Regions from separate parts of the Homo sapiens genome. Here region 1 is linked to region 2. Evidence: chromatin contacts called from ENCODE Hi-C or POLR2A ChIA-PET data. All regions are on one chromosome and are shown on one strand. Each heading gives the region's core, a stretch centred on a gene start or an enhancer-like site at or near the end of the contact. The rest is flanking DNA. Distances are from core to core; before and after follow the strand shown.

Region 1 (2,775 bases), core at 16-2,515, 130 kb after region 2:
CTTGTGATCCGCCCGCCTCGGCCTCCCAAAGTGCTGGGATTACAGGCGGGAGCCACCGCACCTGGCCTGTCCTGAACGTTTCTGTTCCAACTAGTGATGGTGAGGATCTAAAAATTTCCCACATAAACTGCAGGAGTTACCAAACAGCACGCTTCCGGGGGCAAGAAAAGAATGGATGTTGGGTATTTATGAATACCCAGCAAGGTATTCAGGTTTTCACAGAAATACCCAGGTATTACTTACTGGCCTTGCTAAAAATCAAAACTCCTGATGCCTCCTTAGCGATTGTACAAGCTTGCTTCCATGGCCATTTCCTTTAGTGCAGGGCCGTGTTCTCTAAAGGGAACAGTGTAGTTATGAAGTTTGTTGTAATGAAATTTTCCCTGTGTGACCAAATCTTCACCCTTAAAACCAAACCTAGTTGGGGCAATGAAGGCAAATATAGCCAAAGCCTCCATAAAACTTGCTTTAAACTTGGCTTTTAGTGTGTGTCAGTTAGCCAAACACTCTTATCAATTAAACCAGTGACCTTGGGATTGATCAGAGGAAGCAGTCAAGTCCACTTGATATTTAAAATGGCTTCATATAATTCCCATGAAGTCCCATGAAATACAACAGCCCAAGTTCAGGTTTTGTCCTGTCAACTTCGTCCTGACAGGCTTTCTATATTCCATCACTGGCTTTCTAACTTACTCTTCCCCAGACTGAAATCAGAGTAATGAAAACAGTCAAACTGCTCATGAAATGTCACATTACTATGAGAGCACACATTATTTCTACAGATATTTTCTATCAGTCACTAGATCACTACTCAAATGACAGCAGTGCCTGCCTGAAACATGGTTTAAAAATGACAGCCCCATACTGCAAAGACTACTTCAGCAGTAAAATTTACTGATTTGTCCCTCTGATCTTAGCCTACAAAAGATACCAAATGTTACTCAGGAATAAATAAAACATTTCTAGAAAAGGAGAGAAAAGGTTATATGCTTCATTTTGCTTATCAATGTCATTTCCAAGCCAACAATTTTATTAGGGGTAGGAGTATGGGGACATGCTATTTTTAGTTTGTGGGGGAGAAATGTGACATTTAGAACAAATGTCATAGCATTTCTTCAATAAAAATCCATGCTGTCAGCTCCCTAGCTCTAGAGAATTATAGAAAAGCCGTACTGAACTAAAGGAGAGGCAACAATAACTTGATTTTTAGTTTAACCCTCTCCGACCCAGCCTCAGCGTGGCTGGACAGTAGTAACAGTTTTTGTGTGTTACCTAGCTCTGGGAAGCAGTCGTGCATTCGCACAAAGGGTATTTGTTTAAAAGAATCTATTCTGTCTACCTAAGAAATGACTCTGTGTTCAGCCAAAGCCCTGTGACCTGTTTTGTTCATTGAACCTTGAGGAGAAGCAATTTTTTCACAAACAAAAGAACTCAAATATCTACTAAAATAACGACTCCAATATGAAAGCCAGAAAATGACTTTTATTGCCTGTAAACAACAAAAACAGTAGAGGACATAATTATTAGACTTTAATAGAAAAATAAATATGTAATAAATAAAGTTCTCATTATGGAACATTTGCCCTTATCTCATTTCCCCCTTTTTTGGCATATATTCACATTCTATCGTGTAGTATCTCTGGGTTGTTATTTAACTTTTCAGGACAAGAGCCATATCTTACATTTCTCTAAATCCTCTGCAGTGCCTAGTACAGTTTTTGATAAAAGTATTGAACAATTGAAACATTAGTTTGAAAAATGCAGTTCGTATCTACAGTTTTTTTTTTAACTTTCTAGCTCTCCCTGGCGTGCGGCCTCCACCCCCAACACACACAATGATTATTTTCAGCCTTTGCCATTTTCAAGGCTCTGATTCTACTTGCTCCATCCTTACTCCTACTGAGTATTAATAGTAGTCTTTGCTGACAGTGACCTGTGCACTTTGAAAATACGTATTATCATCTCCACTAAGTGCGAAGATGGAGACATCTGTGGCGTTTTTGCTCTTCTCTCCTTTGCCCTTGCAAATAATTATGTGCTTCATTCATGATCTTTTTTCTGTCTTTCGTGTCTCAGAAGAGGGTCCTCTCTTTCTTCACCAAGTTCTTTCTTCCCCTAAACTCTCAATCAGATCCCTTCAGCCTGTCCTGGAATCCCACCAGTTGTTCCCCAGTAGTCTCTGTCTTCCTTTTTCTAACTCCTCCCCTTCACTTTCACATGGGCATAGCAGTAGTCTCCAATTTAACCTGCTGTCTTCTCTAATTACCATTAATTTGCTAAACATGAATTGAGCACTCAATAGGTACAGGCATTCAGCCAAGTAATAAGGGTATACTCTTGAGTAAGATGAAGTTCCTTCTCTAAAGCAGCTCACAACTGCCACACCGATTCAACCAGCAACTTGTCATATGACCCCCACAAACATTCACTCAGCGAACATTCGTCCAGTCAAATTCAGGTGACACAATGAGTGCTAATGACAGCCCCTGCTCTCAAGGAGCTCGTAGTCTATGCTATTTCTGGAGCCTATGCTAGCTATACCTCTTGTTTTGAACTTTTACTTATTTACTGCCCGTAATGATTATTTATGTTTTATATGTAACTGTAATATCCTCAATGCAGCTTTTCTTCTATTACTGTGAGGACAAAGACTGGTTTTCAAAAACTGAATTACTTTTTGTCTTTTGTGATCTTTGTTTAACAGATTACCTAAACACAGATCCCTATCATTCAGCCACTCCAGCCATGTACTACGCAGATCCAAGGAAGGAGTAC
Region 2 (3,049 bases), core at 272-2,771:
GGGAGTAATCAAAATCACAATACTGATGATAGAAAATTTAATGTAGTCCAGTAATTGAGAGCACAGGCATAGGGCCAGTTAAACTGATATACAGATTAGATAGATAGACTAAATCCTATCTTTGTGGTATGTGGACCAAATTACTTAACTTCTCTTACCTTGATTTGCTTTTCTGTAAAAATGAGGATAATTACATCCTTTCTTTAAGGTTTTTTTTGAGAATTGAGATAATATGTGTTAAGATGGGCTTAATACAGTCCCTGGTAGGCACTCCTTAAATGATTGCTGCTACTTTTTTATGTATTCAAAGCAATATTAATAACAAAACAACCACAATACAGAACACAATCAATAAATGATACCTAAAAAATAAAGACAAGAATTTGTTGCAGATTAAGTGAAAGACAGCCCATTTAATCTAAAATGCACACAAAAATATGAAGGAAAAAAAACATTGAAAATATTTTATTTTCTTTCTACAGCTTTTTTAATAAAATGCCCCTAAGTTGAACGTACAGTTCAGTGGGCAGAACTCACCCAAAAGATTGAGAAAGCAGAGGGTAAATATGTAATAGTTACATATTAATTGATATCAACTAATGTCTCTAAGAACGATGCCATCCTTTGGGGTTGTCAAAGTTGAAATTAAAGATACATTTTTTCAAAACCAGAGTTTTCGTCACCATTTGTACACCTTTCTTTATTTACCTCACCTAAGGTAGCACCCCACACACTAATTCAACCCCCATAGTGCCATCCGTCCGGACATTTCAGTTGCTTCTCTAATAAATGTCTACTTTCCTGGGACACCTTATGGTCCTTGTTGCTGGTGGTTAGTTTTGTATGAAGTCATTGTCTTTGAAGTGTTGTTGGTTGATAATGCGTGGGAACTTATCTTTCTTAAATATAATTTACCTTTGGCTGGGGTATTTAATGTCTTAAAGCAAAAGAAGAAACAACAGAATAGGTCAGGAACTCTGAAGGGCCAATGTTTGAGATCTTGTTTTGGAAGGAATTTCAGCAACGGTAGCTGGGCAGAAGGCTGACCCACCAACATATTTTAGCAAAGCTACAAGGATTTGGAATGATAGTGGCCCCCAGCATGGCCTCCTACTTTGCAGGTCCCGAGGTATGAAATTAAGTTACATTTAAAAATCAGAATTAGTTCTCTAATCTTCAGATAGTGTTAAACCTTAACTCATTCCACTGTTTGGTTATAAATAAATAAACATAACATTTGTCCCAAGTTGTTCTACAGGTTCACGCCTAGCCATAGAGTTAACTTTGAGCATTATTTGCAGTGCAGGGGGTAAATTATCTTCAAAACGCTCATGGATTGGCTGCTGCCCAGAGTCCTGAGAGATGTAATCAGTTTCAGTTAATTCTAAACAATAGATTGTGGCAGGAACTCAGCTAAGTGGCGGGTTGACTGCACCCAAACTGTTGATTTAAGTTGTCAAGAGAGCTTGACTCATGCTTAGACTTGACAACAGTTTGGGTCAGCTGGCTTAGCTGTAAACCATTACCAGTAAACTCTGCTCCTTTTGTGTGTGAGGAGGGAAGGGGGATGGCCCTTCTGGTCACGGTCTCCCTCCCTGAGCTCACTGCAGACTCCACGGCCTGGCTGGGAGGCTCTTTGTGACTTTTACTGTGCTCAGACTTCAGTCTCTTCATCCCTGTCATGCGCATCAGTGGGTTTCTAGCCACAGGCCTGAGGAACTGCCAATATAGTATGTGCTTTGTGTACTTTCTATTCATTTCTAACTTTTGTTGGTGATGTTTAACAGGAAGTGCGTTACTATTCACTGTACCGTAATCCATATCTGTACAGCACTTAATGCTGTTCACAGAGAACTCATATTGTCCAATATATTTTAGGCTAGGGCAGGGCAGGAATTACATTGCATCAGCATTAATCATCCTTGTTACCTTTTGATGAGATCATTCAGGTTAAATACTGGTTGGAAGAGTGATCTAAAGTTGAAGGCATGAGGATAAATGTAGGAAAAACATTAGCAGTTTGCTTAATGTAAGTTTTTTTTTTAAGTTTGAAGATAAATGTTTCTCAATTGATAATTTTTTTTTTTTACCATTAGCCTTTGAACATTAGTAGTAACAATTTATTTTTATTTAAAGTTTGTCCACACATGCAAATGGAAACATGTTACCCCTTGGATACTAGCTTAAATTTATTTACTCCGAGGTGATTTAAAGTCCACATATAGGTATGCTTGTTTCAGCAGGTCAGATTTAAGGATACCTTAATTTAGTGATGAGGTACTCTGAAGGTCTGAACTTGAGAAGGTGATCCAAGGTGACTATAACCTTACACTTCCTGTTAGTACCTGGCTCAGAGTCTCAGGAGACTTTGAGGGCAGTGTTTTGATATGAATTGCCTTTGTGTTCTTTCTGTAAATTAGTTTTTGGTATGGAAAGCCAGAAAGCTCAAGTCCTTTAAGTACATAAGTCAAGCGGCTTTTTTTTTCCATACCCCTGTCAAACATTGTACACTTATCGCTTTCCTTTTATAATTTTGAAAGTCTCCAAATCATTAAATGATATGCTTCTCAGTTGTGGATGGTTCCATTTTCTAATGACTATTTTGTCTTCTAGAGAATGTCTGCTAAAATTCTTCCTGATTTTTATTTTACTTTCCAATGTGGTTTTCATTTATCTTAGAACAGTGTGCAAACTTTCACTGAGAATAGAAACAATAAACAGAATGGCACAATATATTTTTATTTACTATAGATCATATCCATTTAGCTTTTTCATGGCCCTTTCATCATTTTCTATTGTGCCATTCACTTTAGTGGGTACGTTAGTTACTCACATGGTGTGACCTGGGAAAGGAACATTACAGTTGTTTTTCTTTGGTTTACATAATGTCATCAAATGAGGGGAAACTGTCCTTGGCTGAAGAAAGTTTCATGAATTTTAATGTGTACCATTTCCTTTGTTATTAATTTGTAAATAAATATATGATAGAGAGTAAAATAATGAAAGATTTTGGCAATTATATTTTAGCCAAGAAAATAATGAGAAATAC

The links. Hi-C counts contacts between places; a loop is a spot of excess contacts on that map. ChIA-PET counts read pairs that join two places held with the same protein, here RNA polymerase II (POLR2A). Pooled maps may share reads with other maps.
Region 1: a map with no recorded cell type shows a loop between it and region 2 (2.2-fold over the local background). The contact joins two enhancer-like sites. A Hi-C loop is called at or near these places in 1 of 168 maps with a recorded cell type or tissue (GM12878), 23 of 37 single-sample maps with no recorded cell type and 7 of 50 pooled maps. POLR2A ChIA-PET finds 5 or more read pairs at or near these places in 1 of 52 experiments (GM12878).

What each region holds. Positions count from the first base shown.
Region 1 is chr6:21,150,091-21,152,865 of GRCh38, forward strand. The region is part of intron 13 of CDKAL1 (CDKAL1 threonylcarbamoyladenosine tRNA methylthiotransferase); the gene reads left to right. Among named protein-coding and RNA genes, the nearest start is that of LINC00581, 360 kb to the right of the region's middle. Within about 2 kb of position 1,266, at least 2 of the 41 ENCODE cell types and tissues checked have a DNase peak (open chromatin) inside an H3K27ac peak, as active enhancers do.
Region 2 is chr6:21,021,055-21,024,103 of GRCh38, forward strand. The region is part of intron 11 of CDKAL1 (CDKAL1 threonylcarbamoyladenosine tRNA methylthiotransferase); the gene reads left to right. Among named protein-coding and RNA genes, the nearest start is that of CDKAL1, 490 kb to the left of the region's middle. Within about 2 kb of position 1,522, at least 10 of the 41 ENCODE cell types and tissues checked have a DNase peak (open chromatin) inside an H3K27ac peak, as active enhancers do.